4 separate regions of the Homo sapiens genome follow, and all the other regions are linked to region 1. Evidence: chromatin contacts called from ENCODE Hi-C data. All regions are on one chromosome and are shown on one strand. Each heading gives the region's core, a stretch centred on a gene start or an enhancer-like site at or near the end of the contact. The rest is flanking DNA. Distances are from core to core; before and after follow the strand shown. Region 1 holds the start of SLC35A5 (solute carrier family 35 member A5). Region 2 has its middle 120 kb from the start of SNORD155. Region 3 holds the start of IFT57 (intraflagellar transport 57). Region 4 holds the start of CD47 (CD47 molecule).

Region 1 (6,979 bases), core at 4,257-6,756:
GGTGGATCACTTGAGGTCAGGAGTGGCCAACATGGTAAAACCACGTCTGGTCAACATGGTGAAACCACGTATCTACTAAAAATACAAAAAAATAGCTGAGCATGGTGGCACATGCCTGTAATCTCAGCTATTCGGGAGGCTGAGGCAAGAGAATGCTTGAACCTGGGAGGTGGAGGTTGCAGTGAGCTGAGATCGCGCCAGTGCACTCCAGACAGAGCGAGACTCCAACTCAAAACAAATCTTCCCTTCTCAGATACTTGGCTCCATTTCCTTTGGCTTTAGTGTATCTTTTTGTTTGTTTGTCTGTTTTTGTTTTTTGTTTTTTGAGACAGAGTCTTGCTCTGTTGCCCAGGCTGGAGTGCAATGGCGTGATCTCAGCTCACTGCAAGCTCCACCTCCCAGGTTCACGTCATTCTCCTGCCTCAGCCTCCCAAGCAGCTGGGACTACAGGTGCCCGCCACCACGCCCGGCTAATTTTTTGTATTTTTAGTGGAGATGGGGTTTCACTGTGTTAGCCAGGATGGTCTTGATCTCCTGACCTCGTGATCCACCCGCCTCGGCCTCCCAAAGTGCTGGGATTATAGGCGTGAGCCACCACACCCAGTGTATCTTTTTTATCTTCCTCTCTACTAACTGGCTTACTGCCCTTGGCCTACAAACATGCTCAAAACTCTCGCATCTGAAAAACAAAATATAAAATACTACTTCCTCTAGCTACCATACCTTCTCCATCTCTCCCTGAAACAGTATCAACGTTCTTTATCTGCCCTTTACTCACTTTCCATTCAGGTCTTATCTCCAAGTAATCTGATATCTGAAACTAACTCCTTTCTGAGATTATCAAACATATTCTCATTCTTAACTCTAAAGGGTATCCTTTAATCTTTAGCTTATCATGATGTTGCCATTCTTTCTCAGTCTTCAAACTTTCTTTCCTTTCTATGAGTCATGTGCATTTAGTTATCCCATCTCGCTAATGATGTCTCCTTAATGCTTTTCTGGTGTCCGCATGTCACTTAAATGCTGGCATTCCTCGGAGTTTGGCCCTCTTTATTTTCTCATTCTGCATGAGTCCTCTCTCTGTTCCTTAAGTTTTAAATATCAATTTGACATTAATGTCCCCAAATCTATATTCTAGAACATTTAACTTATTGCCCACTATAAATATCCAAACGAAAACCTACCTCCTATTTATTCATATAATTGGTATTTCCCTCATGTGCATGACATGCCAGATACTGCAGAAAACTGCAGTAGGGACATAGCTCCTGACCTCTTCAACTACAATCTTTTCAAACTCTGCCCAACCTACTCTTCCTCCTAATAGTCTCCATCTCAGCTAAGAACAGCATCAATCCACTCAGCATTCAAACCAGAAACCTTGGAGCTATATGTTATCTTTTTTAATTTTCATATTCAATACATTCTCCAAATCCTGTCTTTTCTATGTTCTGAATACTCCTTATTTATCTTACTACTTCCAAAACACTAAGTTAGTCTTCATCACCTATGGCTTTACTTTGCAATAACCCCTTAACTGGCTATTGAGCTTCCTGTCTTTTCCACTGCCATCCAGCTACCATAACAGTCCCTCATTTTACTCTCCTATTTATAATCCTTCAAGTATCCCTTATCCCTCAGACTGGCCTAGAGACTAAGGTCCCAGCTCCTTACCATGGAATATGAAGTCCTTAAAAATCTGAGACTTACCAACCTCTCTCCAGCCAACCACTCCTTCTCTTTCTTCTGAGTCCTTAAACTTTTTTTTTTCTTTTTTCTTGAGACAGTTTTGCTCTGTTGCCCAGGCTGGAGTGCAGTGGCATGATCTCGGCTCACTGCAATCTCTGCCTCCCGGGTTCATTCTCCTGCTTCAGTCTCCCTCATAGCTGGGATTACAGGCACACGCCAACAAACCCAGCTAATTTTTTGTATTTCTAGTAGAGATGGGTTTCACCATGTTGGCCAGCCTGGTCTCAAATTCCTGACCTCAAGTGATCCGCCGGCCTTGGCCTCCTAAAGTGCTGGGATTACAGCATGAGCCACTGTGCCTGGCTACGAGTCCTTAAACTTTTTGCTTGGTAATTTCAAACTACATATTCTCACAACATATCCTGCTTTTTTATGCCTCTGTTCCCTTTTACAGGCTGTTGCCTCTGTTTTGAATCCCCTTGTTCACCTTGACTTCTAGTGGATCAACTGACTTCTAATCAGCGAAGTGTTCTCTGATCCATTTGAACTCCACATCATCCCCTACCAAACAGAATATATAACTTTATCCTCTAGACAATCTCTGCATCTTCAGGATATATCAATTATTGCAGTTATTATAATGGATTTTCATGATGTGTTTACATTCATGTCTCTCCTAATAAACTAAGTCTTGAGGACAAGGTCTATATCTTATGCACTTTGAACCTGCTGCTAATACTTAGCCTAGTGCCTGGCAGGTAAATGTTAACTGCAGTAGAGACTTGGGTACACATCTGACTCTCCAAGTAGTAGACCATTAAAGGTCATATCATGATTGTATGTGTCCTCAATTGTGGGGAAAAGAGAGATCAGATTGTTACTGTGTCTGTGTAGAAAGAAGTAGACATAGGAGACTCCATTTTGTTCTGCAATCTGTAACCTTACCCCCAACCCTGTGCTCCCTGAAACAGGTGCTGTGTCAACTCAGGGTTAAATGGATTAAGGGCTGTGCAAGATGTGCTTTGTTAAACAAATGCTTGAAGGCAGCATGCTCGTTAAGAGTCATCACCACTCCCTAATCTCAAGTACGCAGGGACACAAAACACTGTGGAAAGCCGCAGCGACCTCTGCCTAGGAAAGCCAGGTATTGTCCAAGGTTTCTCCCCATGTGATAGTCTGAAATATGGCCTCGTGGGAAGGGAAAGACCTGACCGTCCCCCAGCCCGACACCTGTAAAGGGTCTGTGCTGAGGAGGATTAGTAAAAGAGGAAGGAACGCCTCTTTGCAGTTGAGACAAGAGGAAGGCATCTGTCTCCTGCTCGTCCCTGGGCAATGGAATGTCTCGGAGTAAAACCCGATTGTATATTCCATCTACTGAGATAGGGGAAAACCGCCTTAGGGCTGGAGGTGGGACATGCGGGCAACAATACTGCTCTTTAAGGCATTGAAATGTTTATGTGTATACATATCTAAAGCAAAGCACTTAATTCTTTACCTTGTTTATGATGCAGAGACCTTTGTTCACGTGTTTACCTGTTGACCCTCTCTCCACTACTATCCTATGATCCTGCCACATCCCACTCTCCGAGAAACACCCAATAATGATCAATAAATACTAATGGAACTCAGAGGCTGGCAGAGATCCTCCGTGTGCTGAGCGCCGGTCCCCTGGGCCCCCTTTTTTCTTTCTCTATACTTTGTCTATGTCCCTTTCTTTTCCAAGTCTCTCGTTCCACCTAACGAGAAACACCCACAGATGTGGAGGGGCAACCCACCCCTTCACTCAATAACTAGTAAGAAGTACTCAATACAGTTTTGTGGAATTAAAGTGTTTGCTTAAATCCCTACATAAAAAAAGATTTCTTAAATACATACTTATCAAAGCTTATAATTTATACTGTTGATACAATATGACCGCACAATATAATGCTGACACCTTACCATTGATACAATAATTACAATAGTAAGTACCTCACAAATGCCAAGTGACCAAACAAATATATCCTTCTACTTCAAAATAAGGCGCAATTACACATTTTGCTATAGGTCCAGAAACACCTGTTGATTGAATTAACAGTCAAATGTTACGACTGGTTCTTCACCAAAGGGTTTGATTTTTGTATCTGATTGACTCACATTTCATCCATTATCAAACATTTTTTCTTGTTGAGGAATGCAAGGTTAAATAATCAAATTTAAATATGCTTTATCACTCACATGAAGCAAAAGGCATTATTATTTCCATGTTATATATAACAGAACCAAAGGCAAGAGAGAGATGTGTGATTAGATGGAAGTGCTCCATGCATATACCAAGTCTTAACTTACCTTCATTGGCAGAATACTTCACTAGTAAGATGCGACTTGAGCTTAAAGCAATGAATATGGCACCTAGCAGGAATGTATACATTGTTGACAAGGAGCATATTACAGGATGACTACAGCACTGTTTTTCCATTCCACTGTTTTTTAATTACCTTAAAGAGAAAAACACTTTCATGAACGACCTTGTTGGCAGACCCTAAACGCAAATACCATTGATCGTGAGGACAAAAAAGGAATTTTTAAAAAATTTTGGCTATGACTATATCAGCACCAAGAAAGTTGAGGCATAAAGAAACTATGACAAAAGGAAAGTGAAAATCTGATAAGAGGGAGTACTCTGGAGACAGAAAACGTAGAACCAGATTAGACCTGCTGACAAAGGTAGCAGGTGAGCAAATGACACTTTGCAACAGCAGAAAAGAATTCTTCAAAGCAATTTTGAATTTTATTTTTAAATTTTATTTATTTATGTATTTTGAGACGGAGTCTCGCTCTGTCACCCAGGCTGGAGTGCAACGGCGCGGTCTTGGCTCACTGCAACCCCTACCTACCGGACTCAAGCGATTCTCCTGCGTCAGCCTCCAGAATAGCTGGGACTACAAGCGCCCGCCACCACGCCCGGCTAATTTTTGTATTTTTAGTAGAGACGGGGTTTCACTATGTTGGCCAGGCTGGTCTCGAACTCCTGACTGTGATCCGCCCGCCTCTGCCTCCCAAAGTGCTGGGATTACAGGCGTGAGCCACCGCGCCCGGCCTCGCTTTTACTCTTATTAGTAAATAATTTTGCTGTAAGATAAGGCTTTCAGAATTGTATTTTCCTCCTCTTTTCCCTCGGAGGAAAAAGCTTATTAGGACAGACTTCATTACAATAACGACCAAAATGGAAATATCTGAAACACTGCTGTAAAGTTTTACTGAACTAGTTAGTGTTTGAAATGGAGGAGATCGTAGAAATCAATGAATCTAAGGCCCTCTTTTGATAGGCTGAGGACACTAAACCCCAGGTTGGGTAAGTAACTTGCCCAAAGCCTCCCAGCGTACTGTAGGAATAGCGCATAGAGCCTGCGGGGAGTGGGGAGAAATGCCAATACTGACAGCCCCATTGGGCGCACGCCTACAGGACGCCTCCCCGACAGGAGGGGGCCAGATTTCCCTTCACAGTCAGGGACTACCCTTCTAGTCACACATGCGCAGTAGGGCTCTTCACTGGCGCACCCTCCCCTCAGACGCAGGCGCAATTCCTTGCCCGCGGGGCGCGGTTACCTCCCTCAGAAGAGCTTCTAGTGGAAGAACGCACATCCTAGAGCTGAGACAGTAACTGTCTAGCCCCGTAGTAGCAGCAGTAGCCTTTAGGGTCCATACGTGGAGAAGCTACAGTAGGTATAGGCGAAAAAGCCCCTCCCTCTAAGCCGCCTATTGCAGAACAAAAACCACGATTACGTCCGGATTGGGAAAAAGCGGACCCGACACCCATTGCGCAGGCACGTTCAGTGTTACGCTTCCGGAAGGAGGGGAGAAGCGGCTTATCCCGCCCCAGCCCGGCCCCTTTCTCACGTCACGTGCCGGGAGAGTCTAGTGTCACGTGAGGCCCCGGTGGCGGCGCAGCTACGGCAAGAGAGTGAGAAGGAAGGGAAGCCGGAAGGGGCGCGAGTGAAGCAAAGCGAGGACAGACAGCTCGCAGAGGGCGAGGGGTGCGTGTGCGTCCGCTTCTCACCTCAGGTCTCCCTTCGGCCCCGCTGCCCTCCCTCGCGGCTGGGTGACAGCTGGGTCCGGTCCGTCGCGGGCTGCCTGGGGTGCGAGGATCGCGCACCCCGTCTTCGCGCGCTGTGCCTGCCGCCCCGCCCCCTCGTCCCGCCCGTCCCGTCGCGTCGCGTCCCGTCCCCTCGGGTGCTGCCAGCCGGGTGCTGATGCGAGTCGGTGGCAGCGAGGACATTTTCTGACTCCCTGGCCCCTGACACGGCTGCACTTTCCATCCCGTCGCGGGGCCGGCCGCTACTCCGGCCCCAGGATGCAGAATGTGATTAATACTGTGAAGGGAAAGGCACTGGAAGTGGCTGAGTACCTGACCCCGGTCCTCAAGGTAAGCCAGGCCAGGGTTGCCGGGAGCTGTCAGGCACATGCTCGACTTTTCAGGGACCAGGCGCCGCAGGAGTCCCCGCTTTCTCCGGCGGGGCAAGGTGTAGGAAGGCAGTAGGGCTCGAGACACAGGGAAGTGTGCAGCCCCCACCCGTAGTCTTAACCGGCTGTTCGTTAGGGCTTTCTGACTCCTCAGGGGTAAACTTGGAGCGACGCTCTGCGTGTTCCTGCCTTCTCCCGTCATAACTCTGCGCGGTCGGGTACGTCGGGTTGGAAGGGTGTTCGGAGGCTGAGTAGATTGAAGAACGTTAAATCCAAACACTGGAAGTCTTTTAGCCTTTTTAAGCAAGGATTTTGCTTCTCTTTAAAAAATGAATTTAGTGTTTGACACACAGAGGTCAAAAGAGACCTGAGGTGAGGTCACTTTTCCTTTAAGTTTCATGAAAGTCCGCTGTAGTGGGGAAGTTGTGACTGCGATCCCAACTCGTTTAGATTTCAGAGGAAGGAGGTGAAATTGGCAACATTATCTCATTCAGTAACCTTGAACCCATCTAACGAGCAAAACCTTTTTCCCAAGCTTTTCAGATAGCCGTAGCTGGTTATTAGTGATAACAAGGCACGGTTTGACCTTCCTGGCTGTATAATTTTTAAAAATATATTGGCAACAGTACAGCATTTTTAAAGTAAAAAATTGTGACACATTAGCTGTTACAGTAGTGACTGATTTTTTTTTTAAAGGTAAATTTCTACAACTGCCTTCAAGCTTTTCTTTTATAACTCTTTTGGAGTGTTTTGTTGTAACTTCATTTTTGCTTTCTGAAAAGTGAGCAAGAATAGTAAATTAATGGGAAGTTCTTGCTTAGTTTTTGTTTTTTTTTTCTAGTTGTTT
Region 2 (6,366 bases), core at 1,562-4,061, 3.2 Mb before region 1:
GGAGAATATACATACTGTGAGATTTTATATACATATATGGATATGTGTGTGCATATATACACAGTATACATATATGTGTGTGATATATATATTATATATATATAAAATCACTGCATTTCTACTATCAATAGAAAATGCAGTTCACATCCCCATCCCATAAAGACCTAGATTCACAGATACATATAAGTTCTTTGTGATGAGCTCCCTTTAGGGCACAGCAGCGGAGCATAGATCTGAGCAGGAGAGCAGAGAACTGAGAAGCACTCATTGACTGCTACCGTAGACTCAACTTGGCCACAGCTTCAATGAACCCCAACTAAGAGTAGGGCTTCCTTGGCTGAAACCCTGATGGAGGATCCTAAGCAAAGGCACTAAACAGATTCAAGCAGAAAGACATATCATGGAGGAATAAAAAGGAAACTAGGGAAGTGAAATGTAAATGTTCGCATATTAAGAGGATAATTAAACAATTATTTAATGATTTGGAGATAACATAGTCAATTGGTTCTGAAACACTTGTGGCAAACATCCTTTGTCTCTATGGCATTGTTTTGCCTTTGCTTCAGGGAGCATCCTCTGAGTTTGCAAAGCATGTTCACTTATATTATCTCTGTTGAACTTCAGAACAACTGATTGCGGCAAAAATATTATAACTCTCCCCCTCTCACATAACCATGTCAGAGAAAGGTTTTGTATTTGGAAGTCCCAAAGCATTTTTCTCTTCTTGTTGTTTATGTGCATCATAATCCATTTACTAAAATTATGAAAGAATGGTTTATCTCCAAACTGAATTCCTATCCTCAATAATCCCTGGGCACGCCTCAGTATGAAGGTCAAACACGAAGGATGGCCACTCTCCTCAGAGCTCCCTCTGAATGAATTAAGCAATGCTGACCCACAAGATGTCCATCCTCTCTATGCAATCACACAGATAGGCAACCACCTCTCAGTATGCCAAAATAAGCTGTACTGACCAAAATATTTTCATGAAACCATTTGTTACGGTAAATGAGTTTGGGCATTACTGCCCACGCCCATATGCAATGATTTATCTTCTGCCAAAACAATTTTTATCATCCTGTCCAGACTTTCTAAATGTGGCCCCCCACACACATACTTGTGTGGGGGGTAATGTTGGCAAAATAGTAACCAAGAATGGGGTATAGAAAATCCCTTTTAACCTTTTTGCCACCATAACAAGCTATAGCCTAACACAGATCCTGCAAAAACTCTCTCTTTCTTTTGTTCTTCTAGGGAAAATGAAAGGATTAGGTCAAGAGTTACAGATGTGATCCAGAAGAACCTTTTTTTGTGGCTATTTGTGGCTGTTGGGGCTTTGTTTTGCTTGTTTGTTGATGAGTAGGTGGCAGAAGCCTTTTCAAGAGTGTTTGTCACGTACATTTGGATTCTGAGCAGCTACTGGTCTATTTCCCAAAGGACAAGTGAGCCCACAGAGGTCAGTGGAGAGAGGGAGAGAGTGTGTGTGTGCATGCTCATGAAACGTGGATCAGAATAACAAAAGCAGATGTAGCTGATGGCAGAGGGGCAAGGCTGGAGTTAATAAACCAGCACGCACAGAGGGTTCTGTCAGATGCAGGGAATGCATGACATAATTGTTTCTGCCTCTAATGATCTCAGTGATGTGGGAGACATGAGAATATTAAAACAAGACAGAAAAACGGAAACTCATTTCTAGCAGCTGCCAAACAAAATGGGACGTAAAGCAGGAGAGAGGTATATTGAAATGTTCACAAGGTTCACTTCACCAAAATGAAACTTTACCTCTCACGGATGTCAAATCCTCACCTCTCTCTCATGCAGAAGTCCCCTCCCATTTCCCATCAAACTGTTGCTCCCTGCATTCTTTCTGCATCCTTCCCTGTCACTCTCTTCCCTCGTCACTGTCACTTTGCCTCTCTTGCTTTTTAATCTCTTTCATTTTTCCCCTTCCTTCCTCCCTTCTCCATTATCCTGTCACCACAAACATGCTCTTACAGTTGTTCTCCCCCCTTCCCTCTCTCTCTCTCACACGCGTACACGCACACAAGAACATACACGCACAGACCACACCCCTTCTCATTCATTAGTAATCAACCTGGGAGCCACATCTCCTAATCCCAGCAGTTGAATGGAGCTGTAAAAATGCTCCCTTTGAAAAACACCCAGAAGTGACGCTCCCCGGGCTGCAGGTGGGCGGTGGTGTCGGCGCTGCTGCGATGCTTGCTCCTGCCACGAGGGGGCAGCAGTGCGCGCCGAACGCCGCGCTGCCCGTCGGCGCAGGGAAGGCGGCGCGGACGGCTGCTCACCCGGTGTCACCCGTCACCGCGGCTGACAGCCTGCGTCAGGATTCCGCCCGCGTCCCAGGCGAGCACGGAGGGGCGCAGAGAATAAGCAAACGATTTCTGATGAGTGCGGGCGGGGTGAATTCCGCCTCGGGCTAGTACAGATAGATCTTTTCCAGAAACAAAGGAGTGAGTCAGGCCGCCTGTGAGTCGAGAAGGGAGAGAGGCAGGGCTGGGCGCGACCGCTCGGCCCGGCCGCCTAGCTTCTCCCCGCCCGCCTACCTGCGCCCTCCCTCCTGCCCTGCGGCCCGCGCACCCCCCGCCCACCCGCTCGCGCTGCTGCGGGGCTCCTTCCCCAGGCAGCTGCAGGCGCCGCCCGGTCGGGAGGAAGCTAGAAGGCGGTGTTGCTTGGCCACCTGGGGGCGGGGATGGAGCCGGCCTGCAGAGAGGGAGCGCGGGTGTGTTGGGGGCAGGGTGGGTTTGCAGCCTTTCCTAGGGGTGCGGCTTCCAGCAGTGACGGCAGGGTGAACTCGGCGGCAGGGGGCGGCAACGCTTCTGTCAACCGGCAGCCTCCGCGTGGCTGGGTACTAGAGCTCTGCACATGTTTGTCATAGGTCAGCTCCCCCGACACGCGCGCGCACACGGGGTCCTGGGGTCTTGTTGCGATTCCGCCCCCTTTTACTCCAAAAGAGAGGTAACAGCGTCAACAAGCAGAATAATAAAAAGCGTTTATCGAGTGCTACGCGCAAGGCAGGCTCTGTTTTTACAGTAAATCTATTATTAATTTTAATAAAATGATAGTAAATAATAACAATATGCCCAAATGATGCTGATTGATAACTATCTTATTTCCTTCGTTTTAAGTTGAGAGGATGCAGAAGTATTTTTTTTTCTTTTTCAAGAAGATAGCTAGGTCTGGTTCTCCCTATTTCCAGAGGAGCAAGATGCCTTTATATTTACTCGTGTTGGAAAAACTAGGGTTATAACTACTGTTGGACAGGATTCAGCCTCCGGGCTGTTTTCCCTCCGTGCATTTTTTTTGTTTTCTTTTGAGACGGCGTTTCGCTCTTGTTGCCCAGGCTGGAGTGCAATGGCGCAATCTAGGCTCACTGCAACCTCTGCTTCCCAGGTTCAAGCGATTCTGCTGCCTCAGCCTCCTGAGTAGCTGGTACTACAGGCGTGCGCCACCACGCCCGGGAAATTTTTGTATTTTTAGTAGAGACGGAGTTTCACCATGTTGACCAGGCTAGTCTCGAACTCCTGACCTCAGGTGATCCGCCTGCCTCGGCTTCCCAAAGTGCTGGGATTACAGGTGTGAGTCACCGTGCCCGCTCCGTGCATATTTTTTAAGTGGGAATTTTCATGTAACTGTCCCAATTTACAGCATCCCTTGAACAAGAGAACATCTAGAGACTTGACCTAAATGGTAACCCCATTGGTGGGAGTTGAGGAGCTGTTACTGCCATTAGAAGGGGCAAGTGGCTCTCCAGTTTGCCACAGTACCCACCTTGCCCTAATACGGACTGTTATTACTTGAAGCTGCACCCCTGGGGGAGGGCTACAAGTCAACCCTTTCTTCCCTAACACACACACACACACACACACACACTCACTCTCTCACACAATCTGTCTCTCAATCTCTCCTTTATTTATAAAAGTAAATATTAGACCATAAGTTTCACGAGAGAAGGAATTGTGTCTTATATTTCTTTTGAATCCCTCATAGAAATTCACTGATCTGGACATATTGTAGATACCGCTAAGAACTGCTGAATGGAAATCTGTTGAATAAAATGAGCAATGGAACATTATTTAAACTGTCAGGCTACCACAGATATTGCATCCATTATTTTTAAGGACTATAAAAACATTCATACAAGGCACAACAATTTCTGCTACACGTGCATGCATAAACAGAATTTGATGTTGAAAGCAAAAAAATGTACAACAAAATTAATGTATATGTACTTAATTATAAAAATAAACATTTTTGTTCCTTAGTAATCAGACACAGTAATAGTCTGAGAAATACTAAAGAATGATAGAACTACTCTTTTGTAAGCATTTCAATCTATAGCAAGTTTTGAGCCTGCTATAGAGGTAAAAGAGATATGATGTGATAAAAATGTAAATCAAAATCATAGTGAAAAATAAACTAATATTCTTTTATACTGTATGGAAACTCTAGCTATGCGATACTACATTGCATATGTATCAGTTATAGTTCTATTAGGGAAGTAGAACCATTGTGAGTGATATAAAACCAGGGATTTATTATAGGGTTTAGATTCTATGCAATTATGAGAATGTGTTAAGTAGTCTAAGGCCTCTGCATCTACTCTTGGGCGTGAAGTCTGCAGGGCTGACGATCAAGAAGGAAAGATGCATACGAAATGGATACAGCAAAGAAAAAATGAAACTCATAGTTGTTTCTCATGGCCTCCATGTAAATGACTTGCAGCATAAACTGACGCTTTTCACCAAGGAAACATACACATACCTAGCCAGGGATTCAGAGAAGCAGAAGCAGGGGTATCTAGCAGGACTTGAAGGAGCCCATGCCAACAGGGTGAACCAGCAGATCAGTGACAACTTAGGTGAGCCTGGTTTCACACCCACCTTCAAATCATAAAGATAGTTGGTGCTTCTTTTCTGCCTTCCAGATCTTGTTCATTTTTTCCTTGTGGCCAGTCCTGACCCGGAAACAAAAGGAGTTCTTGGAAATGTGGTTCCGGTTAAGCAAAACAGACACACATAAAGCCATAATAAAGGAATCTTTAAGATCGCAGCATAAAAATCACTGCGAAACTTGGGCTAAAGCAGGGTATTTTGAATATTCAAAAATAAATCATAAATATATGGGCGCAAATAATATATTTTTTAGTTATTTATCAGATTACTTTCTTAATCTGGGGGCATGGGAATTCAGTGGAGAATGAACAGCAAGAAGGAAAAGTACTCAAGGTGATTTGAGAGGATGGACTCCAGAGGATATCACAGATTAATTTGGGTGGAGTCACATAGGCCAGGCATTTTAATAGGATTTAAGACAAGGGGAACTCAGTAGGGCCCTATGAGACAGAACTGTAGCTTCAGATCATAAAAAGAAAAAATAAACATGAAGGAAAACTACCTATTATCTCTCTGGCATAAATGGCAAACACAGAAAAGGCCAGCCACCAACAATGATGCTGGATGATGTTTATCACCACACTGAAAACTGCACTTTTAACTCTGCCCCTCACCACCTGCCCCTCTTTCAGGCTTCTCCCTCTCTGAAACCGACCCTGCATCCACCCGGTTTCTCAAGCAAAAAATCTGGGCATCAACCTTGATTTCTCTTCCCCTCATTCTATCTGCTAACTTAGTCAACTCTATCACCAAAATAGATCTTGAATATTTTCACTTCTACTGCCACCACCATAACACAAACCTGATCTACTGTTACAGCTTTTTAACCGATTTCCCGCTTTCATTTTTCTCCTTCTTATCCATTATCTGAACAGCAGCCAGCATGCTAGTGTAAAAAGAGGAATCATACTATGTATTAAGCGCATAATATCTGTATTTGATAGTATTATGCTGGATGCCAACATATGGGTTCTAGAGCAGACCATATTATTATTTGCTTATACACAGGACATACCAGCTACCCTTTGCCCCAGTTCTTACCCCCAGGGCAATATAGTGAAAACTGAATGTCATGATACATGTGAGGGAGTTTACTGCAGACAAAGGGCCTGACTACATGAATCTGGGCATTTATGTAGGAAAAAGAGGGACAGCTGTCCCCCCATGTCTAGCCTTGCAACCTGGAGATGTCTCCATGGTCCTGGTTCTTATCACACCTTGAAATGTAAACAAATATGCTTCCCGATTAAAAAAATCTGCCTAGTACTCAAGGCCTTGTCTCTGACTTTTCTCTCACTTCACTTCTGTTTCTACTGTGCTCCATTCCCACTGCTGTTCTTGTTTTCTCGTTTTGTTTTGGTTTTTGTTTTTTGTTTGTTTGTTTGTTTGTTTGAGATGAAGTCTTCCTCTGTAGCCAAGCACAATCTCCGCTTGGCTCACTGCAACCTCCCAC
Region 3 (6,510 bases), core at 3,815-6,314, 4.3 Mb after region 1:
TCTCAATCAGGGTGATTTGCCCTCCCACCCCCGCCCCCCGCCACCCACCCCCACCCCCGACCAGAGGCCATTTGGCAATGTCCAGAGACATTTTTCGTTGTTACCATTAGGGGTGGTGCTACTGGCAACTAGTGGGTAGAGGCCAAGGATGTTGCTAAACATCCTGCAATGCACGCACAGTCCTCCAACAATGATCCAGCCTGAAATGGCAATAGTGCTTAGAATGAGAAACTCCAACCTAAACGAACCCACCTACAATCCTCTAGAATGGCAGAGGCTTTGCAGTGACCTACTTGTGTATCCTGGAGATTAATCCATTGATATTACAGGGCTCACAAGTATCTTCTTTATTCACTGTTTATAAAGCCCTATTTTGTATCTGGGTTCTTAAATTTTTATAAGTTTCTCTTTTTAAGTCTTTTACGAACTCCTTCCCTACATTGAGGTTAAAGATACTGCTTTCTTCTACACATTACAAATATTTTACATTTGTCTTCAATCCATCTGAAATTTATGTGATGGAAATCATAGATGTAATTTTATTTCCATATGGATAGCCCATAGTTTTAATAGCATTTTGCGAATAGCTCATTTTTCTCCACTAGGAGGTAACACTGATTCTGCCGCAAACTAAGTTTCCATATGAATGCTCATCTGCTTTCAGGCTATTTTGTATATATTCTGATAATATCATTAATTTATACTTTTATTAGGAATCTTGCTATCTGATATATTGTAATTCCTACCTCAGACTTCTTTAAAATTTATGCTTACATATGAATTTCAGAATAGCCCTCCTGGAATTATAGTTGAAATTATGCTAAATTTATAGATTGGGCAAATATGCTGACTTTTCTCATTATAAACATTGTATTCCTATTTGAATTTTTCCAAAACTTTCAGTAAAGTTTAACAATCTCTCTATAAAGATAATGATAGGTTTGTTCCTGGGTGCTGTGTGTTGCTTATTATGAGGTTTGTTTTTCTAACTATCATCTCCAGTAACTTTTGGGGTTTTAAGTGCTTTTAATTCAAAATAGTCAATAGAATACTATGCATCCAATAACTCTTTTTAGTTTGGACCTCATATATGGCAAACTTGCTGAGCTATCTTAATAGCATGTCTGTAGATTCTCTTGGATATTTTAATTAATCACAGCAACTGCAATAGTTACTCCTATCTTTTTGTCTGAGTGCACTGGTTCTGGTCTATAGGGCAGTTTTGAAGAGGTAATGTAAATTGCTTTACGAGGCACCGCTTTTAAAGATTTACATATAAATATGATTTTTTTCCTTCTAGATTTTTGGCAGACACTTTTGATGAGGTTGAATGGGGCTTAGAACATGCCACCCCAAAATATGCTGCTGTTGCATACTGATTATTGTGATATGAAGGCACCTGCGATACAGCAGATATATGAAGGGCTCTCTGACCTTCCCCTTCCTACTTAAAAGCAAGTCATAAAATTTCCCATGAGAAAGAAGCCATCCCTGTACCAGGAAATAACATTTTTATGATGGGAGCCTGGAAATTAATGCTAAAATGGGTCTGCAGAAACAAACCTATTAAAATAATCTTTATCTTCCACTAATTTTACCCATATTTTTCCTAGTCACTTGTCTACAGTTTGTCAACCTTAAATCCCTTTTCCTTTGTCTTGTCACTTCCCTACAAATGTATCATTCTTTGTTTTCTTTAAAAAAAAAAAAGGCATATAAGCTGTTGGTCCTATCCGCTTCATTTTTCTTTTGAATGCTCCCATGTGCATGTAAAAATATTAAATAAAATTTGTGTGCTTTTTTCCTGTTTACTTGTCTTATGTTCATTTAATTCACAGGCCCAGCTATTGAACCAAAGAGGGCAGAAAAAGTTTTTCCTTCTCTATAGTTTCAAGGAAGATTTATTCAGTTAGCGATTTTCTAAGTTTTTAACAACCCAAATGGGTGGTACTAAGCCATTTATAACACAGCACAGCTTTGTTCTTTAAGCCTACCCAGTTTGCCTGAAGGATTTGCTCTTCTATTTGAAGGTGCAGCTGGAAAGCCTTCCTCCATTCTAGAATCTGCCTCCTTTTCACCCCCAGCCTTGCTAAGCACCTTTCAGGGAAATCCATTGAGCTTAAATTGGCTTTGACTGGGATACTTTTTTTTTTTTGAGACAAAGTCTCATTCTGTTGCCCAGGCTGGAGTGCAGTGGCACCATCTCTGCTCACTGCAACCTCTGCCTCCTGGGTTCAAGCAATTCTCCTGCCTCAGTCTCCTGAGTAGCTGGGATTACAGGCGCCCATCACCACGCCTGGCTAATTTTTGTATTTTTAGTAGAGACGGGGGTTTCACCATGTTGGCCAGGCTGGTTTCGAACTCCTGACCTCAAATGATCCGCCTGCCTCAGCCTCCCAAAGTGCTGGGATTACAGGCATGAGCTACCGTGCCCGGCCTGGAATGCTATTTAGTTTTCAGAGTTTCACAGAAAGATCCACGAGTTTTAAAAAGCTGAGGCAGGGGAACCGCTTAAATCCAGGAGGCGGAGGTTGCAGTGAGCCAATATCGTGCCATTACACTCCAGCCTGGTGACAGGGCAAGACTCCGTCTCAAAAAAAAAAAAAAAAAAAGTTACTTTCAATTACCTCACAGATAGTTTGAAAGAAATAAAAGTCAAAGTCAGAAGGCCAGCTATTAATAGTGGCGAATACAGTAAAACCAGGGATGAAATTGAGATTTTACAGGAAGAATGAACATGGCTCATTCTCTTCAAGCTCTAACTCCTTAGTCAACAAATAAACTAGTCCTGCAAACCAAAACAACAAAAAAAAACCTGATACAACTGTATTCCCCAAAGTTTCCAAGTGGCTGAAACAGCTAGAAGAGGATTTGAGTGCATTTTCACACACACGAAGAAAACTATCAAGGAAAAGATCTTTTGATGTGTTACAAACTATTACAGGTAAACAAGGAATCAGCAAAAATAATCCCTGGGCTTTACAAAACAATGAAATTTCAGTGTTCTTTCTAAAACTTTTTATTGGGGAAACATGCAGTATTGAACAGTTAGCTTTTTTGTTCTCTTTGTGCCACAATTACTGGAAATACTTTATATTTTTGGGTTTTTTTCTTCTTCACAATTAAGGGGGGAAATTATTCTGTATACTGCTTTCAGGCCAGGCTGTGTCAGTATTTTACCTGGGAAGGAAATGGCTAAGACCCTGGGAGTCGTTTTGTTTCCCCCAAGTTAAAATACATACGTTGCTGGAGGATTTATCAGCTAAAAAGCAACGTTTGACTATTTCATACTGTGTTACGTAACTTCCTGAAAATGTCAGAACATCTTAAGTAGGCAGCATGCCTGGCAGGAACATCTCCCTCCCTGAGTGTAATAAATTTACTTCCAAAGTCTGAGAGCTTTTTCAGAGTCATGTAAAAAGCCCCAGTTTGCTTGTTAGTTAACTTAGGACCCCAAAACATATCTAAGCTTTCATTTTTCAGTCTTATAAAGCCATACATCTATCTTACACTACTGTGACTGTTATACATACATATAACACCCCCAAGCTGCACATGTGGTGGTGGTTGGGGTATGGACTTATCGGGGAGAATCACTGTTTCAAAAAGGCAAAGACCAGGAAAGATCAATTTGGTAGTGGGGTAACATCAAATCCAATTTTCTCACTCAACTTTATTAAAAGCAGCTGGCTCATGACTTGTGGTAGGCAAGCAATGTTATTTATTTAAAAAGCAATTCTCAGTGGGCTGCCCTTCAGGTTATTCTCTACATAAGTCTGTAATTTTATGTACTTCCTTTCTTTAATGAAAAAATGGTATTTGCCCTTCTGACTTTTCACTTTGATAACCTTATTAGTATCAGAAACAAGTTAGCTGTAGACGGATTACAATGAAAAGTGTTCTCATTTTTTCTAATAAAAACAGGATATTGTAGATACATTTCAAATTTCAGTTGTCCAAAAATGTAGCCCTTCTATATTTTGTAGTGGCAGATACAAGAGATCAGAGAGCCCTTAAAAGTCACGTTATAAACATGAACATATGTTCAATCTCTTGTACTAAGTTTTCTTCCCAAAAACTGCCAGGCATCCACCACTTACCTCATTTTTTGCAACTGTTAAGAAAATTGCCTAATACAGAAGCCTTTTGAAAACTGTAAAGCTGGGCCATTTCTGTGGTCAGTTATGTACCTTTTCTTAAATTTTCTAGGTCAATAACTGCAGAATACAGTAGTAACACCCTATCTTTAGCCACCCTTAGAGCTTTAGGGCAGGGAAATTCCTTTTAAGACCATCTCTATTCTGTTGGATTTAACGAAGTACCCAAACACTTTATACTACATGTAATGGGTTTGAAACAGATTAAGCAGCAGGATGGAAGCTTAGTATTCTTGTTTTTGAAGTAAAACAAATCCTTCCAAATGCCTCCTTTTGTTCATTGTCTTCCTCATCCTTCCAACCACTTTCCTAGCACTGGAGTAACAGCCAGGCAACGTAATACAGTACTTCAAGCTTTACAATATACTGTTAAGTGCAGCATTGCCTAGTGAGAGAAAGATAAAATTAAAGAAAGAACGAGAGAAACCTCTCGTTGGAAAGTTCCTGCAGTAAAAGTGAAACCTATGGTATTGACTATCTTTACAACTATGAAAAACTTTTCAATTCTGAGAAAATAAAGGTATCAGTGAGCCAGTGCAGCCTTCAGTGCTACACGTCTTCACCTCCCTTTAATCTTTTTAACAGCTACTAGCTGACCCAGATGCCCGCTTAATTGCTTTTAGCAACCACCAGGTCCAACACACCTCAAGCCAGCTCAAGACTCACTAGGCAAGCGGAGCAGAAACGTAAGCCGGCTCCCTTCAGACTTTCAGCGAGGGAGAAGACGCAGCCGGCAGTGGGGCGCGAACGCCACGCCTCCATGAGGGGCGGGGCTGCTTCCCGACCACCATTTCCACAGAGGCAGGGCAAGAAGAGGGCCACAGGTGACGTCATTCAGGAAAGCCGCCCTGATTGGAGGGAAGGAGGCGGAGTCTAGTTTCCCTGGTGACGGATTGTCCGGTGGTCGCCTGGTAACCGGTCGTGGCTGTACTGGCGGCGGCAGGGCTGGCGGCTTAGGCCGCAGAGGTCTGTGGGCCTGAGCCCACGCTGGACTCTGTCCGTTCTGCGATGACTGCTGCTCTGGCCGTCGTCACGACGTCGGGTTTGGAAGATGGGGTGCCTAGGTCCCGTGGCGAAGGGACCGGGGAAGTGGTCTTGGAGCGGGGGCCCGGCGCGGCCTACCACATGTTCGTGGTGATGGAGGACTTGGTGGAGAAGCTGAAGCTGCTCCGCTACGAGGAGGAGTTCCTCCGGAAGAGCAACCTGAAGGCCCCGTCCAGGTGGGTGCCGGCGTCCCCGAGCGCCCGGGTGCCTGCTAGCCCCCAGGGAGATGCCCTCCTTGGTCCTGCTGGGAACCAGTTTCGTGAGAGCGGGTTAGCAATTCCTTGCCTCCGTCTTCCTAGCCAGGGAAGGGCACTTCACCCCAAACTCCCGGGAGGTCCGTGGAGCTCACGCAGCCCTGACTTGGTATTTTTGTAGAGAGAATAAATAAGTTTTGGAACGGCAGAAAGGATCGGAAGACAGCTTGCCTGTTTTTTTCCAACACACACGCATTACCAGAAAACACAAACTATATTTTCTGATTGTAAAGATGAAACAAATACTCATTGAAGAAAACTCAGAAAAACACAAGTAAATGTCTAGAAAAATTATAAGACCGTCCAAAATTCGCCTCCAGAGAGGAATGCCATTATCACTTAAGGCTTTTTTTCTAGTTTGGGGTTTTTTGTTGTTGTTTAAGACCCTGTTCATACAACTGGGGACCGTGGGTACTTAGGATCCTGTTAAGGAGCACTTTAAATGCGGTTAGTAAACTTGTTAACTACTTGCTATGGTTTAAAAGACTTCTGCCTTTGTAATAACCATACTCTCAGAAACTGAAAAGTGGAAAAGACGAATGACAACTATTGAATTGTCCCCCTATCATAGAACCTAAAGTTTTACCCTTGTTCCGGTGGGGGAAAAGTCCAACATATCCTGAAAGCAATGCCATTACTTGCTGAGGGTAGTGGTCAGCTAGGACCTTCTCCTCAAATCACTGTAGCTTAGCAGTAGCCAGATAAATCAGTTTTATAGCTTTTCTTTCACTTTAATACTTACATTTGTATATTTTATTCCATAAAAGGCAATCAGTATTAAGAATCTATAGTACTTAATGTCTACAGCCAGGCTCAAATAATTTCCCTTGATAGTTTTAATCTCATTCCACTGCTGTCTTCCAATAACTTGAATTGAAAGATATGTAGGCTTGATATAAACTGTTCATATTAAATTAGTCCATGGTCGGAGAAAAGATAAAGGAAAAAGTAGTGTTGCTTGATCCATGTTAGAAAAGGTAGTCCTGGGATTATTACTTAAAGTGAATTGATCAGGATAATATAGACAACCAACATTTCCTATGTTAATAAAAATG
Region 4 (6,308 bases), core at 1,698-4,197, 4.5 Mb after region 1:
AACTTATACTGGCATTATCATGGGCCTTGATTTACTGTGGGATCCTTTGCTGTTATGTTCCCTTACGTTGAAAGATGCATCTGGCCCTACACAAAGCACAGACTATGAGTAGGTAGGCACATACAGTTCTAAGCCAACCCCTTGGGGCACCAGGAGACAGCACTGTCTCATGTCGTTGCATGACACACCACCATGGGGCAAAACATTTGCTGAATGAAGTTACAATAAGGATACAATTGTATCTACATAAACATTTAAAGATACTATCATATCAATACCTACTATGTGGCAGGATCTTGATGTTGTGTGGGGAGGAAGATAAAAGTAGATGTATCGTTGAGACAGAAATGAGGGCAAGGGAAATTTTTTATGCATTGAGAGAGGAAGTTTGTGAATTTTTTCGCTGGCCATGGAGTCAGGGAGACTTCAGTCCAACCACCGTCCCTCCCTGAGCTTGTGACCAAGCCTCACTTTCCTTATCTATAAAGGTGACAAGAGTGATTTTTTTAAGTTTATTTATCTGTAAAGGGGAAACTGTAGCAACTTTGCTATTATAGGGTAAAAAGAAAAAAGGATGAAAACCAGAACAAGGGAGAGAGACAAGAGAGAGAGCAGTGTCACTTATAACTGTGGGCAAAGTGCTCACCATTCCTCTTTCCCTTTGTTTCCTCATCTCAAAAAGGGAGATCATAACATTTATCCTTTCTGAGGTTGTTATGAAGATTAACTTAGGTGATATAGCTAATGTGTACTTCCTGTGTTCAAAACATTCTAATATGTATTATCCCCTCCCTCTCTACCCAAGAAACTCCTTACATACAGATAAGATGAGCTCAACATCCAAATTAAAATGCTTTGAAAAGTTAAAAGGCAAACCTTTAAAATGATTAAATACTGAAAAGAGCTTAAGGTTATCTCAGAGAGAGGATAATCAAACCTAGGCAGGCTGCTTTGGACTGTCTCTCCTGGGATATGCCTGCTTTTGCCCCACCACCAAAACATACCCCAGCTAGATTCCCAAGAGCAGCAGTGGTCACCCAGGTGGCCTCTCATTCCATTTTCTGCACAAAAAGACGTTAAGCATATAGCTCAGTAGCTCCCAGTGTAAAACAGAACATCACCCGATCTCCACCTCTGAAGGTTGGGGACAGTCCTTTCTAGTCACTCTTCAGCTTTAGGGGGGTTGGTTGGTATCAGGGACAGCTGACAGCCTTATTTAGCCAACCAGCTGCTCTGTGATACACAATGTCCCTAATGCTCAAAGTCTGGTGGATGATTCTTTTGTATCCACATAAGCAGCAGTTGGAGGAGAATCGATGAGTCCCTTTGGTTGCCTCGGGGTGTCAAGGCTGCCATTCAAATCATTACCACCATAATTATTAACCATTGTTTTAGTGAGATGTCTGCCAGGCAATTGTTTTTATTTTTCAATCATTAAAAAAGCAATCAAATTTCACTAGAGCAATGCCTGCCTCACGCCGCATCAACACATTTATTAAACCCCTTCTGTTTGCCGAGCTCAATGGAAAGTCTTGGAGGAGGGAATACTTAAAATGCTCTCGGATTTAAAAGAATTGATAATGCTGTGGGGAAGAGGTTCACACAAAAAAGCAATTACAGGAAGAAGCTCGATAGTATACAATACACTGGTACAGAGTGTCATAGACAGTGCCACTTTCATACGCTGGATTTTATTTCTGTGGCAATGGGATGCTTGGGAGGAGCCGCACTGTGTAGAGGATTTGGAGAAGTGGGGTATTGTGGTGGGAAATTGCTTTCTTTCCCAGGAGGTAGGAGGAAAACAATCAAGGAGGTGGACAGGATGTGCACTCCATTAGAGCAGCCACCAGAGCCTGACTTTTTGATAAGAGAGTACATCAGTTAGGATAACGGTTAAAAGTATCTTTAAAAGACTTTTGCTTCAGGATGAATGATGTGGCCTGTGTGATTCAGCGATAAATTCAAAAGCCTTGTCCCTATTGTGGCTTGCGGCCACATTTCGAACCCATTTTTCAAGCATGTTAAACCCAAGCGCAGCGCAGAGGGCTGCACATGGGGCAGTCACAAACCAAGCTCAATAACCTTGCTGGTGGGGATGTGTTGGATACGCTGCTAATGCCTGTTTGCGACAATGCTCGCTAGTCCCGGTGGTGGCGGTGTTCACAGGTAACAATGTTTACCACCGTGAATGGAACTTGTTTGATTAACCCTGATCAGAGGATGAAAACACTAAAGAACCAAGTGAGAAAGAGGGAAGAGAACCGCATAGGGAAGAGCAGAGCGAGTAGACGAGCCGAACGCAGAGCCCGCGAGGGGCGAGTGGAAGCTCCCTGCGGGCAGGTACCCGACCACCGCCCTGCCCTGGGCGTGGCGGCCTCGGGCTCAGGGACCGCTTCGGCGCTAGACGGCCGCGTCCGGAGGAAACGGGCGCTGGTGAAAGCCTAGGTGTCCTGGTCCACGCGCGCAGCCGGACGTCGGGTCCAGGGAGAGACGCGGGCTGGGGCGGGACGGGACCCGGCCCCTGAAGCGCGAGGGTGGGAGTGAAAGCAAAGAGGAGAAAAGTAGAGAGAGAGGACAGTGGGGCCCAGCGCCGCGCGAAAGGCAGGAACCGACCCGCGGACAGGAACGGGTGCAATGAGGTCCCCGGCGAGCGTGGGAACACAGGGTTCAGCCTCCTGCGGCGGGCGAGCACGCGGACCCCAGGGGCGGGCGGGTGCGACAGGACGTGACCTGGAAGCGCGGCGCGTGCCACCGCCCTGGAGCAGGCATCCGGCCTCCGTGGAGCGGGCAGGCGGGCCCCGGGTCTGGAGCCTGCGACTGGGGAGGGCGCCGCGTCAACAGCAGCGGTTGCGGGGCGGGGCCGAGTGCGCGTGCGCGGCTCTCGCGGGCGGGGAGCAGGCGGGGGAGCGGGCGGGAAGCAGTGGGAGCGCGCGTGCGCGCGGCCGTGCAGCCTGGGCAGTGGGTCCTGCCTGTGACGCGCGGCGGCGGTCGGTCCTGCCTGTAACGGCGGCGGCGGCTGCTGCTCCGGACACCTGCGGCGGCGGCGGCGACCCCGCGGCGGGCGCGGAGATGTGGCCCCTGGTAGCGGCGCTGTTGCTGGGCTCGGCGTGCTGCGGTGAGTGGCTCCTCGCTCCCAGCCCTGCGGCTGCTGTCGCTTCGCCCCCGCGGGCGTGTGGGCTGCGCCCCAGCCAGCCCGGCGGCGCCCTGAAGAGGGTGGCCGGGGCGCAGAACACTCGGGCCCTGAGCGCCCGAAGTGCAGACGTGGGAGGGCCCCACGGGGAATCGGGCGCCCCCCTTCTTCCTCCCTTCCTTTCCCTGGTCGTCTTCTTCCCCCTGGGTGAGAGCGGGGCTCATCTCCTCCACCCGGTTCTCCATCTCCAAATGCACACACACAGGAAGACTCCAAACCGCGCACCTCGCGCAAAAATTAACTAGCAAGAAAGGGCGCGATCAGAGGCAAGGGGCTGCAGCTGCTAGGGATCCCCTTCTTTCGCACCCCTCTCCCTTCTCAGTGCTTAGACGCATTTGGGGTTGAGGGAGGGAGAGTGGGAGGGCCCGGGCCTCTTGCGATGGAAGTGCGCATTTTGGCGAAGTCGGTGAGAAGGGGTTTCTGCCGTTTGCCTCCCACATGAACATAGGAGCGAAGAGGACGTAAAGGACACAATTAAGTTTCATTTTCAACTCAGCATTCAATCAGAAGAATCTTCCGGCCGTGTAATTTTTGCTGTCGTTTTTAATCCTAAAAATAAGCTTGCTGGAAACTCTTCCTTTCTCGTGACCCTCACGCCCCATCAGCCACTTGCATACATTCTAAATTGTACGTTGAAGTTTTTCCCACTTTATTTGGGGGAACCGTTTTAAAAGTAATCTGGTTTTCGCCTGAAATAGGAAGACAGTAACCTCCAGTCAAAACATGTGCAGCAGAATGGGATTTGGTGTTTTTCGACGCCAAAGAACCTCCACCCCCCCACCCCCACCCCGAGCTTTTGGAATCCATTTCGCTTTTGTAAAACGTGTGCTTCGTCTGTAAAAACTGAGCAAGGAATAGAAACATTCGTAGCTCTACAGTGAGTGCCTGTCACACTTCACATCCATAGAGCCTTTTGTGAACTTTTATAAGATTCAGAATTCAGCTTGAGCACCAGTGACAGCAATTGTTACATTTATTCTAGAATGCTAAATTAATTCGATTTTAAACTGATTATTAGCCTCGGTGTGCCGTTCCTAAAGGCTTGTGACTTTAGGTATTTCCAAGATGCCCTTAAGTCTCTGCTTACCACTTTCCTCCCTCCCCGAGCATCCTGGATGTTGGGACTGTGAATCCAGGTCTCCGTTATCTAAATGGTTGATGTTAGTGTTTCCTGTCATCACGTTTAGTATGCTTGTTGCCTTTACTATCATTATAGCTAAAATAATACTGCTTTCAGAGATGTGTTGTATAATCGCATAATAATTTCAGAACGCCTTCATATTGAACCAGATATGAAGTGATACAGTATCATTTATTCAAACTGCCTAAAAAGTAAAAAGTATAAACCATATACTATTTTTAAAACAGGTAGGTTAGATTTAAATCACGTAGTTTAGAACTGTTGGAATGGTACTTTGAGTGATAGGATTTATGTTAGGCCTTCTTTAGTAATAGTTAATATCATGTAATTAGCACTCGTTTACACACAATTTTAATGTGTTCGAATCCCTAGAGTCATCGAATTCAGAATTTATAGTATTTTATTTTACTTAGTTAATATTAACCTAAAAAAAAAGCAAAATACAGGCATTATGCAGTTGAGTTGTGTTAAGTGTGGACTGTAAAACAGGATAGTATTTGTTATAAAATATGTTTTTGTATGTGTTTAATATATAGCTTCAAAAGGACATGTATGAAGAAAGATGTCTCAGCACATAGGTAGTTATAAACCAAGGGTTTGAGAGACTGACTTTAGAATCTAGAATGAGTAAGAAAGTGATGGATCTGTACATTCATTTGTATTGAAGTTTGATTTTGCTTTCAGTTTCGTTAATTAAGCCCCGGGAATCAGGGACCTTTCCTGGCACCCTCTACAGTGTTAGTGGCCTTTGTGGTAAAAGAAGTTATCTCAGATACTCATTTCATGCAATTACAGGCAAACTGGAAGGCACCTTAATGGTATGCAAGATGTGAAATGAATTACTATGTTGCATTCCACTCTGCCCCCACTCATGTACAATTATACTTTGTTTAAAAGTGCATAGTTTCAGTGGTATTTATTAGCTAGCAAATAAAACTTTAAATAAATAATGATGGTGTTGTGAACTGTCTTTTCAGTGGTTGAATGATTCCTCTTTGTTCAAAATGAGTTGTTTTTTTTTTTAAATCAGGGTACATATGATTAAATAAAATTTTTTTCCATCGTCTAAGTCTAGTAGTAATTTGGCTTGTTTAAATAAAAATGTTTTCTCTTAAAGAATATATTATTTTTAATTACAAGTTGCCATTTTAAGGAAGTAAATGCCTATTTAAAAGTACGTATTTATGGGGCCGCCCCAGCAGTCTAGAGGCAGTGTTTTTTAAAGCATTACACTAAATGCCTACCATTAGGACACTTGCTCATGCTGTCATCTGTGTTTTGGCAGATGTTTTATCTTTGTCACTGAGTTGTTCATGGAGATTTGAAAGGCCAAGTTCTAAAGATGAGAGATAGATGACTTTCCCCCCAAATTGATACATATTCTAAATCCAAAATAATCACGCATATTCGCAAAACTAGATTTGCATTTCATAGTATGAATTCAGCTATAGCTAGTATATAGGCATTGCTTTTAATATAGTAATGTTCTTTTTGTGGCATAATTTTCAATCACTTTCCCTGTCTTAGGTTTCTGCCTACCTTTTTATACAAGATAAACATTTCTATTTTCATATCTTATCTCTCAGTCTGATTTTAATAATATCGTCTTGGGTTATCATAAAGTTACTTTCACTTTGTATACTAGTGTAGATATTTCTTCTGTGATAAAAAGAACAAGAATAATAGTGTAGGATCAGTTTTGTTAAACTCATTGTAGTACTAAAGTAGAAAATACAGAGCACCCAGGAAATTTGATTCTGATATACCTAGACTAAGACAATAGAATCTGGGTTTTTCCTCTTTACGATTATACAGTGTTGAAACAGAAATCAAGCTACACCCACCTCTGAATATTTCATTCCAAATCCATGGAGCAGTTGCATAAGACTCAGAATCTGGTCAATCTCATGGTTTGAGATTCAGATTAGGAGAATTAATGTGCATATTTGAATATATATCACACTTGTAGGTTAAAAG

The links. A loop is a pair of places that touch in the nucleus more often than their neighbours do. Pooled maps may share reads with other maps.
Region 2: a loop to region 1 is called in a map of B cell, with 22 times the contacts of the local background. The contact joins the enhancer-like site here to the promoter of SLC35A5 in region 1. A Hi-C loop is called at or near these places in 2 of 168 maps with a recorded cell type or tissue (B cell and naive thymus-derived CD4-positive, alpha-beta T cell) and 8 of 50 pooled maps.
Region 3: a map of naive thymus-derived CD4-positive, alpha-beta T cell shows a loop between it and region 1 (34-fold over the local background). The contact joins the promoter of IFT57 here to the promoter of SLC35A5 in region 1. A Hi-C loop is called at or near these places in 2 of 168 maps with a recorded cell type or tissue (CD4-positive, alpha-beta memory T cell and naive thymus-derived CD4-positive, alpha-beta T cell) and 10 of 50 pooled maps.
Region 4: a loop to region 1 is called in a pooled map, with 9 times the contacts of the local background. The contact joins the promoter of CD47 here to the promoter of SLC35A5 in region 1. A Hi-C loop is called at or near these places in 6 of 50 pooled maps.

What each region holds. Positions count from the first base shown.
Region 1 is chr3:112,560,572-112,567,550 of GRCh38, reverse strand. It overlaps SLC35A5 (solute carrier family 35 member A5), which reads right to left and starts at 5,506. Exons shown (of 7, transcript NM_017945.5): 1 at 5,278-5,506; 2 at 4,018-4,166. The coding sequence starts at 4,147. It overlaps ATG3 (autophagy related 3), which reads left to right and starts at 5,589. Exons shown (of 12, transcript NM_022488.5): 1 at 5,589-6,094. The coding sequence starts at 6,023. RefSeq lists enhancers at 1,968-2,777, 2,778-3,587, 5,208-6,017, 6,018-6,827.
Region 2 is chr3:115,780,541-115,786,906 of GRCh38, reverse strand. No RefSeq gene overlaps it. Among named protein-coding and RNA genes, the nearest start is that of SNORD155, 120 kb to the left of the region's middle. RefSeq lists enhancers at 1,653-2,331, 2,363-2,863 and a silencer at 2,573-2,622. Within about 2 kb of position 2,811, at least 38 of the 41 ENCODE cell types and tissues checked have a DNase peak (open chromatin) inside an H3K27ac peak, as active enhancers do; they include B cell, where a contact is called at or near this core.
Region 3 is chr3:108,220,978-108,227,487 of GRCh38, reverse strand. It overlaps IFT57 (intraflagellar transport 57), which reads left to right and starts at 5,064. Exons shown (of 11, transcript NM_018010.4): 1 at 5,064-5,377. The coding sequence starts at 5,166. It overlaps LOC124909405 (a long non-coding RNA gene), which reads right to left and starts at 4,883. Exons shown (of 2, transcript XR_007095999.1): 1 at 4,802-4,883; 2 at 3,004-4,542. RefSeq lists a silencer at 4,857-5,150 and an enhancer at 5,086-5,345.
Region 4 is chr3:108,087,670-108,093,977 of GRCh38, reverse strand. It overlaps CD47 (CD47 molecule), which reads left to right and starts at 2,947. Exons shown (of 11, transcript NM_001777.4): 1 at 2,947-3,115. The coding sequence starts at 3,070. RefSeq lists silencers at 2,334-2,393, 2,404-2,453, 2,474-3,223.